Regions from separate parts of the Mus musculus genome. Here region 2 is linked to region 1. The links are chromatin loops, found by intact Hi-C in ENCODE. Cell type or tissue: heart. All regions are shown on one strand. Each heading gives the region's core, and the rest is flanking DNA. Links, peaks and the distances in the headings are about the cores only. Region 1 holds the start of Gm30198 (a long non-coding RNA gene). Region 2 holds the start of Gm25203 (a small nucleolar RNA gene).

Region 1 (5,377 bases), core at 109-5,108:
TACTTTTTAAGGCCAGTAAGATGGCTCTGCTGTAAAGATACCTCCTGCCAAGCACGATGAGGTGAGTAAAAACCCAGGACCCACAAAGTAAGAAAGAGAGTACGAACTCCCACAAGATGTCCCCTGACCTCCACAACTGACAACTGTGCTCTAGTGCACACATGCATACACTAAATAAATATAAATTTGAATTTTACCCAAAAAAAAATTCTGTAGTTTATAGAGAACTGTGGCTTTTTCTGCTTTAGAAGCACAAATGGAGAAGACAACGTGTCACGGAAAAACCCTTAGGGCAGATTCTCAAGCTGTGTGAACTAATTACCAAGTATGATAGCATCAAGCACTAGCTCGAGCCCGCAAGACCCCAGAAGTCAATTCTCCCCACCACACATAAAGTGACTGCTGTAGTTGGAATATGACCCTCAAAGGCCTTGTGCTGCACCACAATTCCCAATGCAGTAATGCGAAAGCCGTGGGGCCTTTGAGAGATGTGTAGGCTATAGGACCTGCAGTACGGGAGTGTGTGCTCTTCCTGTGGGAGTGAGTTGGTTCTTGGAGGAGGTTAGTAATCCCGAGAACATATCCATCACAAGGATTTGACTTCCTCGGCTCTCTCTTGCTTCATCTCTACCACATGAGCTCTTCTTCCCTTCCCCTGTGCCCCAAGATAGCACAAGGCTTTCGCCAGAAGTCAAACCACAGGCCAAGATAACCTGTTTTCTTGACTAGTCTGCTAGTCGCTAAGGCATTTTCCCTCAGGGTTAGAGCCCCTGATAGGTTGCCCAAGCAACCCCATACCCATGTGCATACAGGCACTAACTAGACTCAGCTGGCATCTACTCTCTCTCTCTCTCTCTCTTTATTATTATTATTATTATTATTATTATTATTAGAAATGTGTGTGTGTGTAAGCCGGGCATGGTGGCACACGCCTTTAATCCCAGCACTTGGGAGGCAGAAGCAGGTGGATTTCTGAGTTTGAGGCCAACCTGGTCTACAAAGTGAGTTCCAGGACAGCCAGGACTACACAGAGAAACCCTATCTCAAAAAAGAAACGAGAAAACACACAGAATTGTAATGTGTAACTCAATGAACTCACAAAGTGAGCACATTCTGAACCATGAAACTGAGCCTGACCCACACCCAAGGGCACTCTGGAAACTCAATAGTGGTTTCTCCTGGTTTTATTTATTTTTATTTTATTTTATTGAATTTTTTTTTAGGACCTCTTCTTGCTCTAGTTAGCCTCCCTCACTTTGGTCATCTCTGCTCGCTCAGTCCCTGCTCGCTCCAGCCCAAAGATTTATTTATTATTATTATAATACATAAGTACACTGTAGCTGTCTTCTGACACACCAGAAGAAGGCATTAGATTTCATTGCAGATGGTTGTGAGCCACCATGTGGTTGCTGGGATTTGAACTCAGGACCTTCAGAAGAGCATTTAGTGCTCTTACCCGTTGAGCCATCTCACCAGCCCCATTTCTATTTTTTAAAAAAGATTTATTTATTGATTATATGTAAGTACACTGTAGCTGTCTTCAGACACTCCAGAAGAGGGAGTCAGATCTCTTTACGGATGGTTGTGAGCCACCATGTGGTTGCTGGGATTTGAACTCCGGACCTTCGGAAGAGCAGTCGGGTGCTCTTACCCACTGAGCCATCTCACCAGCCCTATTTCTATTTTTTGAGACAGGGCCTCACCATGCAGCTCTAGCTGTCCTGGGAACTCACTATGTAGATCAGGCAGGCATGAGTCTAATTTTATTTATTTTTGTTTAATGTGCATTGGTGTTTTGTCTGCCTGCATGTTGGTATAACGGTGTTGGATCCCCTGGAACTAGAGTCAGAGACAATTGTGAGCTGTTGTATGAGTACTGGGAATTGAACCTGGGTCCTTTGGAAGAGAAGCCAGTGCTCCTGACCACTGAGCTATCTGTCCAGCCCCTGTATTTTCTCTTCTTGCTCCCAATTCCTGTTATCACTATTCTGATCACATACCACTTACCTTTTCTTTTTATTTTTTAGAATTGTGCTGATTATATAACATTAAAAAATTTCCATTTAACCGCTCCCCCTTTTTCCATTTTGATTTTTAAAATATGTGTATGTAGGTGTGTAAAGGTGTCCAAGGAAGCCAGAGGAGGGCGTTGAGCCTCATAAAAAGGGAGTTGTGAGCTGCCCTGTGTGAGTGCTGGAACTGAACTCAGCCTCTCTTGGAAGAACAGCAAGCTCTCTTAACTGCTATGCGTCTCTCCAGACTCTCTCCCCTCCCCCATTATACCAATTTTAAATGTGTGCTACTGGCATTGGTAACACTGCATGCTTCTGCTACCATCAAAACTTAATGTCATAATCCCCGTCACAAAACCATTCACATCTCTCCCCGAAAAACACCCTACGATCCTCTGACCCCAGGCTCTCCTTGTGACCTCATTTCCTGCATTTCACAACTGGCCCAGCACCAGCTTTTGTGTCTGCAGCAGTTAGTTCCCAAAATGTCCTTCCCCTTCCAGTCATGCAGCTGGTTTCTATGGTCATGAGGGTAACCCTTCCTCAGAGCATCTGTTTTAAGCCAGTTGACTTAAAACAACCTAGAAGCCCTTCTTCTTGATCTAGACTCCTACCTAATTTTACCACCTGAGCATCTAAATTGGTGGAGAATATCTGTAATGCCAGCTCTAGGAATGAGGCAAATTACCACACGTTTGAGGAACAACCTGGGTTGAGTTCCAGAACAACCCAGAACAAGGTCCTGTCTTTAAAAAATAATTTAAATTTAAAAAAATGTAAAAAGAAGGGAGGGAGGGACTGGAGATATAGAAAGCTGGAAACATGCTTGCCTTGAATGAAGCCCTGAGTTTGATCCCCAGTACAGGAAGGAAGGAAGGAAGGAAGGAAGGAAGGAAGGAAGGAGGGAGGGAGAGCGAGGGAGGGGAGGGAGGGAAGGAAGGATGGAGGGAAAAAGGAGGAAAGGGGGAGGGAAGGAGGGAGGGAGGGAGGGAAGAAAAGAAAATGGGGAAGGAAGATAGACAGGGAGAATAAATTTGTTGGTTTTCTGGCTGATAGACAAACTTTAAATTGCTTGATAGCTAGGGCCCAACTATTTATTTTCTAAGATGCTTAGTAAAAATATTATTAATTGAATTAGACAGACAAGCATAGCTTCCTATGCCTATAATCCAGGTCCTTAGGAAATGGAGGCAGGAGGATCAGTAATAAAGGCCAACCTGGCCTATGAGACTTTGTTTCAAAAAAATCTAAGTGAAAAGTGAAAATTTTGTGTCATAAGGCTGGGGATTCAGCCCAGTCGTAATGTCTGTTGGAAAGGTGGGTCTCTTCTGTCAGTGATGAAGCATTTCCTTACCTCAGTGATAGACTGTATTCTGGGGCCCTCCAAAAGCTCTTACTTAGGTGAGAATCTCTGATCATAATGAGCCAGGCTGCTGCCATTGTGTTCAGTGGCCAAGGGGGATCAGCAGGACAATGAACACCTGACAGGTGGAGAGATTTTAGTGGCCAGTGGCAGAGAGGTCTGCTGTCGCCTTGCGGGTCAAGGGACTGCCACAGATATGCAGACAGGCTTGAGGAGCTAGGAGAGTTCCCTAACACCACTAGCATGGAAATGGGGACATCAGTCAACAACTCGAAGGGAATTTAGAGGTGGCTCTTTCCCGAAGCTTCCAAGGAAGGTCCCAAACTGTGACCAAAGAGAAACAGTAGCTATTGTGGATTCTCACTCCATTTTGCAGGTAAGTGTTGGGAGCCGCCCTCACATTTGCCATTACAAGATGGCGCTGACAGCTGTGTTCTAAGTGGTAAACATAATCTGCACACGTGCAGGGGCAGTTTTCCCGCCACGTGTTCTGCCTTTCTCGTGATGACAACTGAGCCGATGGGCTGCAGCCAATCAGGGAGTAATACGTCCTAGGCGGAGGATAATTCTCCTTAAAAGGGACGGGGTTTTGCCATTCTTTTTCTCTCTCTCCTCTCTTGCTTTCTTGTTCTTTCTCTCTCTCTCTTGTTCTTGCTTTTTCTCTCTCTTGCTCTTGCTTTCTTGTTCTTGTTCCTTTTCTCTCTCTTGCTCCCTTTGCTCTCTTGCTCTGGCTCTTGCTTCTTGCTCCTAAAGATGTAAGCAATAAAGCTCTTGCGCTCTGGCTCCTAAAGATGTAAGCAATAGAGCTCTTGCTCTCTTGCACTCTTGCTCCTGAAGATGTAAGCAATAAAGTTTTGCCGCAGAAGATTCCGGTTTGTTGCGCTCTTTCCTGGCCGGTCGCGAGAACGCGGGTAAGGGAATTTAGAGGTGGCTCTTTCCCGAAGCTTCCAAGGAAGGTCCCAAACTGTGACCAAAGAGAAACAGTAGCTATTGTGGATTCTCACTCCATTTTGCAGGTAAGAGAAACAACTTACTTTAAATGTTAAGGTCAAAGACCAATATAGTAGTACACGCCTTTAATTGCAGCGTTCCGGAGGCAGAGGCAAGCAGATCTCTCTTAGGCTAGTCTGGTCTACATTGTGAGTCCCAGGGCAGGGCTACAGAGAGACCTTGTATCAAAAATTAGAAGAAGGAGGAGGAGGAGGGGGAGGGGGAGGGGGAGGAGGAGAAGGAGGAGGGGGGGGAGGAGGAGGAGGGGGAGGAGGAGGAGGAGGAGGAGGAGAAGGAGAAGGAGAAGGAGAAGAAAGGAGAAGAAAGGAGAAGAAAGAAGAATCCTTATCATCATCCCTGGTCCCAGTGTTTGCCTATTAGACATGCTTGCCTACCAGGTGGAAACAGAAATTAACTTTTTAACATTACTGGGAGATGCAGACTCATCTGAGCTGCTTAGTAATTGTCCTTAGTAATTGTTTCTTCTTCATTCATCCCTGATAGCCCTTCGTAAGCAAACCTCACTGCCATCTTCAAATCCAACGCAGTGGTCAGAGAGTTTGTTCATTTGTTAACGTTTGCATCACTAAGGTCTTGTGTGTGCTAGGCAGACATTCTACCTCAGAGTCACACTTTTAAAACGTCTTAATTACACTTACTTATTTCTCTGTGTATAGGTGCTACGCCAGGTATGTGACCATCAGGGGACAACTCGAAGGAATTGGTTCTCTCCTTCTTCCCTGTGGGTCCTCCGGGTCTAAGTCAGGTCACCAGTCTTGACTGCAGGCATCTTTATCTGAGAAGCCACCTCTCCAGCCCTAGAATCACAATTTTCAATATCCAAACTTTACAGATCACTTCTCTGCCCAGGCCACAGCTTTCTGTGGTCCCTGTGACCTACCTTCCTGGCTTCCTCTTACCACTTCCTGTCCCCTGGCTTCCACCTATTCCAGCCAAATTGGCTTCTTAACTGAAATCCAATGTACCGAGTTCATCCTGCCTGGGACTCATC
Region 2 (5,377 bases), core at 166-5,165, 190 kb before region 1:
CCAATATTACTATGTCTTTTTGCTATAGTCATAGCTATGGGTGTGAAATAATTTTTAATTGCATTTTCTTAATGACTAAAGAATAGTGTGTGTGTGTGTGTGTGTGTGTGTGTGTGTGTGTGTGTGTGTGTGTGTGTAGGCCAGAAGTGAATTTGAGGTGTCATTTCTCAGGGGCCATGTAGCTTGTTTTAGAGACAGGATCTCCAGTTCTGCTAGTCTGACTAGCTCATGCTCCAGGGATCCTCCACAGCCCACCTCTTCCTTCTCCATTCTTGAACTTAATTCTCACTTCTTCTTTTTTTTTTCCTTGTTGTGGGAGGAGCATGAGGTCATGGGTTTTAAATGGTTCCCACTGTTGGGCATTTACCGTCAGGAATTGCCTTCAGAGCCTGCCTCTACCATGGCCCATCAGTTTTCACCTTTTATATTTTGTTTTCTGTGTCCTCCAGTATTTCCTAATTCCCCTTGTGATTTCGTCTCTGACCTGACAGTTACTTAGGACTATGCTACGTAAGATCGACATATTTGCAAATCTTCCAGCTTCCCTCCCAATACTGAATTCTGATTCCATTCCTTTGAGGTTGGCAAGTGCACTCTGACTGATGTCAGTCCTTCTAACCTCAGTGGGTCTGGTTCTACAGCCTCACACTCAGTCTGTTCTGGAGAACTGTCTGTGTGTGTTCTTCAGAGGATCGTGAATACTTCGTTTCTGAAATATTTGAGGGCCAGTGAGATGGCTCATAAGACAATGGCTCTTGCTGCCAAGCCTGATGTCTTGAGTTCAATCACCCAGACCCACATGGTGGAAGGAGAGAACCAACTCCCACAAGTTTTCCTCTGACCTGCACAAGCCAGCATCATGATGCAGACCCCCATCCATTCACCCACACAAAATAAATACATACAGAACTGTGTGTGTGTAATGCAATATTTTATTTTGTCATCTGTGTGTGTGTTTGTGAGAGTGGGTGTGCATGTGTTCTATGGAGGTTTAGAGGACATTTTTTTCTTTTTTTTTTTTCCACTCAGACTGCGTTCTCTCCCTCTCACCCTCCTGAAGGAGGGAAGAACGATCATCAATGGCAAGAGGCAGCTGCAATCAAGCAGCACCTAGAACCGGCTTCACACTTAGGAGGGGACGCTACATCTCGTCCTCGTGGTTTCGGGTGCTCTACACAGTCAGAGAAACCTTTCTAGTAACGAACTATAGAAATGATCCCTGAAAGTATAGTCCTGAGGACATTTTTTTTAAGTAACTTACTTTTATCTTATGTACATTAGTGTTTTGCCTGCATGTATGTCTGTACGAGGGTGTTGAATCCACTGAAACAGGTTACAGTTGTGAGTTCCATGGTGGTGCTGGAAGAGCAGCCAGTGCTAACTGTTGAGCTGTCTCTCCAGCCCCTAGAGGACAATGCTTAGAAGTCAGTCATACAGTGAAACAGTGGGACTTTTACCTACAAAACCATCTTGCCAGCCCCAGTACTTGCCCTTCTTATATACACACACTAACACTCCCCGTCAGCTTTTGGGGTCTTGAATGTGAGTTGTAGGTGTTGTGTCTTCCTCCTTGGTGCTGGGCCACACACCTGGTGCTTCCCACACACCAGGTCACATCATTCTTGCACCAACCAAGATGAAAAGATGAAGACAGCAAGGTGCAAAGTGCTCAACGCCATGCCTGCTACTCTCCCTGGGTTCATTATTACACTGCCATTGTCCTAGCTTGACCCTTATCCCCGGAAGAGGTGATGGAATTGTTCCAGGCTGCCTGATACCAGAGCTGATATCCCCTGCCCCCTCCCCGTTCCCCTGTACTGGCGCCATCCCTGCTGTTGGTTCACCTTCCTTATCTGGTCATTTTAAGGATTACAATGGACTAAAGTTTTGGGTGATCCTGATTCTTCCAAGTGACTTGATGAGGACAATTCTTTGGCCTCAGCAGCTTAAAGTCATACCAAGGTTAACTTGAAACAGTAGAGCAAGGGTAGACTAGCAGCCGTGTAACCCAATGTCTTTCTCTCCCACTCCCTGTTCTACCCCACACCCCCTTGCAGAGGCAAAAGGCGACAAGGCTAAGTGGGTGTTCACGTGGCCCCTCATCTTCCTCCTGTGTGTCACCATCCCCAACTGCAGCAAGCCCCGCTGGGAGAAGTTCTTCATGGTCACCTTCATCACGGCCACTCTGTGGATTGCCGTGTTCTCCTACCTCATGGTGTGGCTGGTGAGTGATGGGAGCCCCTGCCTAGTGTCTTCCAAGCTGAGGTCCCACCTGAGGGCAAGCACCGGCCTTGCTGACCTCAACCTCTTTCTCATAGAGTGTGGTATTAACAGAGCACTAACATTTCCTGCTGTGTGCCCAAGGGTAGACCCTGTTCTTTGTTCCCTCTGAGGTGGGAATGGGCACTGGGAGGGGAGACATGCAAGAGACTGCTCTGGGGTTGGGGGATGAACAAAGTAACCGGCCCCTCATTTCTAGGGTCATCAGAAGAATATAAAGGAAGGAAATGATATCAGTGAGAGGTAGCCAGAACTCTCTGTCAAAAAGCTGCCCCTTTCTGTGTGCCAAGCACACAGCACAATTTTGTAGAAGCCCAGTTTTAGCCTGATAGCAGACCCATGAAATAAGTACTTTTAGCATCCCCATTTTACTGATAGAGAAACTGAGGCATGGAGAACTCACAGTTGTATGAATAGCTGGGGAGAGTTGAAAACTAGTGCAGGTTTCCAGCAGGGGGCCTAGGAGCAACTAGAGAGGACAGGGCTGGATTTCCATTCATTGGGAAGGGCATCTATCTGTCAGATGCTTGCAGAACATTAAGTCATTTCCTTTGCTTCCTAACACAGAGGCCCACAGGAGGGAAGGTGAGCAGGGCTTGTGAGGCAGTGGGGCCAGGAGAAGTTCTCTGTGGGCACAAGAGCCCCTTACCCTTTACCCTAGAGCAGTGCTCCCAACCTTCCTAATGTTGCAGCCCTTTAATATAGTTCCTCTCGTTGTGGTGACCCCAACCATAAAATTACTTTTGTTACTACTCCATAACTGTTATTCTGCTATTGTTGTGAATCTTAATGTAAATATCTGATATGCCACCCCTGTAAATGGGTCATTTGACCCCCCCAAAGGGCCGAACCACCCCCCCCCCCAGGTTGAGAACCACTGTATAGGAAGAATGCAGGTTAGCAGGAAGGATGGGCTGTGGGGAGCCACACAGGGCCTTGCATATGCTAGGCAAGTACTGGATCACTGAGCCACAAACCCTGCCCAAGAGAATAGATTTGAAGCCTAGCTCTACCTCTTAAGACCATTCAAACTGAGCAGGTGACTCACTGACCCAACTCCTGGAGCCAAGCAGAGCCCCTCTGTGAAGTTGGGGTGACCACCACTGCCTTTTAAGGCCATTGGCCTATTGTTAGGCACCCTGCTCCCCACGAAGCCACCACCTCATTTCCCTTCTCCCCAACCCTGTGTGTGCAGAACATAGCTGTTAGGATCCTGAATAGCACATGGAATGTTTTTTGTGGTTTTTTTTTTTTTTTTTTTTTTGGCGGGGGCGGGGGGAGGCTTGTTTTTCTGTGTTGGGAAAAGAGCTTGATGTAGTTTCTACCCACATCCCTAGAAAAAGACACCTCTCAAAAACGATAACTGTGCCTTGAAATAACTGAATCTCGTCTCTCATTTCCCTCAGTAGAATGAGTGTAGCCATCTTTATGTTTTAAAGGGACCGGGTGATGTTTCTTACTAAACCATGTTCCCAAAACATGACAAGTTAAAAAAAAAAAAAAGAGTATGTTGCGACATTTGAGTAGGGATGGGGATTAAAGATTTTGTGAGATTCTTCTCTTATTACGGAAAATGGGGTCAGTAGCTCTCAGTGGCAATGAGCTGGGACACTCCCACCTCCAGTATCTTCATTTACAAATCCGGCTTTTGTTTAGAAGACCAGACTCCTAGCCCAGGTTAGACTGGGGGCATGAGAGACACCCTGCTAGGCCAGTCTGACCTGTGGGAGGGCTTTGAATGTTGATGGCCTTGGTTTAGAACTGTCCTGGGGGTAAGAGTGTGTAAGAAGAGAGTGTCTCTGAGCTCACTTTGACTCTAAGGTGTGCCTTCTCTGGTGGTCCATGCTTATGGATAATGTCCTAATGAGGCTCCAGGGAGAAGTGAAGCACAACTGGGGACACTGGAGAACAAAGAGAAGCTCGGAACACAGCTCTGCTTCCTGTTTAAAGTCTGCACGTCTGGAGGCTTGGAGTACAGGCCTTGAGTCCAGGGTAGAAAAAGACCCATGTGATATCCCTGACCCCTGACCCTGGAGCATATGGGCATACACACAAATTGTGTGGATTATCTATTCCTCCACCCTGCTCCTTCTTAGCCATATGGTTCAGTAGTTATAAAAGGAGAGACAGTTCTAGGAACTCCATGGTAGCTTGATGTCTTAATTAGGGTTTCACTGCTGTGAACAGACACCATGACCAAGGCAAGTCTTATAAAGGGCAATATTTAATTGGGGCTGGCTTAAAGGTACAGAGGTTCAGTCCATTATCATCAGGGCAGGAACATGGCAGCATCTAAGCTGGCATGGTGCAGGGAGCTGAGAGTTCTACGTCTTCATCTGAAGGCTGCTAGTAGAAGACTGACTTCCAGACATCTAGGGTGAGGATCTTAAAGCCCACTCTCACAGTGACATATCTACTCCAACAAGTAGATATGTCACACCTCTAAATAGTGCCACTCCCTGGGCCAAGCATATACAAACCGTCACACTCGGTTACTACTCTTAAGATGTCTAGAATCACCTAGATTCTTCAAAACTCATCATCACAGCTAGTGGCTTGTGTGGACTTGATCATGATAGATCGGTTGTTCCTGTCCCTGTATCCCATCCCCTTCCAAGGCCAGGGCATGTTAGAAGTGTGTATTGTCTCATAAAATGGGGTGTATTTGTCCCCACTCAAGACCAGGAGTACCTGGTAGTGTGTAGGACCCACCCTCAGTGTAGCCAGTATGTTCAAACCCATCTGAAGTTCTTTTCCCAGGGCTCTTTTTGTAACGCACATGTACCAGCTGAACCTGGCACTTGGGAAGTGTTGTTAGTCTGGAGCTCTCAGAACCCTGAGATCTGAGTGCTCTCATTTTCTTGTCCCCATAGAATGCAAACAATAATTGAAACAAGAGGAAACATTGCACCAGGAGCATGTGGTACTGGCTTGGTACTCACATTACACTTCCTTGTTTCATCCTTGCTACTGAGCCCATGAGAGAGCTGAACCTCAGGGAAGCAAGTCCGTTTGTCCAGAGTCATACAGCAGTGGCTAGGACTGAGATCATTAACTAGTCCTGGTTTTGTTTCTGTTGCTGTGAAAAAATATACCT

Evidence for each region. A loop is a pair of places that touch in the nucleus more often than their neighbours do. Peaks named below come from ENCODE experiments on the same cell type or tissue, not always from the same donor. Only the 100,000 strongest peaks of a DNase experiment are listed, where the experiment ranks them.
Region 2: a loop joins it to region 1, with 2.9 times the contacts of the local background. A loop is called at or near these places in 2 of 42 quality-filtered maps.

The regions. Positions count from the first base shown.
Region 1 is chr12:102,443,193-102,448,569 of GRCm38, forward strand. It overlaps Gm30198 (a long non-coding RNA gene), which reads left to right and starts at 4,136. Exons shown (of 3, transcript XR_381856.1): 1 at 4,136-4,391. In heart, for the core only: no CTCF peak of the experiment used is centred there; a DNase peak (open chromatin) is centred at 2,439.
Region 2 is chr12:102,252,453-102,257,829 of GRCm38, forward strand. It overlaps Slc24a4 (solute carrier family 24 (sodium/potassium/calcium exchanger), member 4), which reads left to right. Exons shown (of 17, transcript NM_001362345.1): 13 at 2,058-2,224. Gm25203 (a small nucleolar RNA gene) reads right to left here and starts at 1,235; the gene lies at 1,021-1,235. It also overlaps the pseudogene Rnu3b-ps3. In heart, for the core only: a CTCF peak has its summit at 2,727 (motif pointing right); no DNase peak of the experiment used is centred there.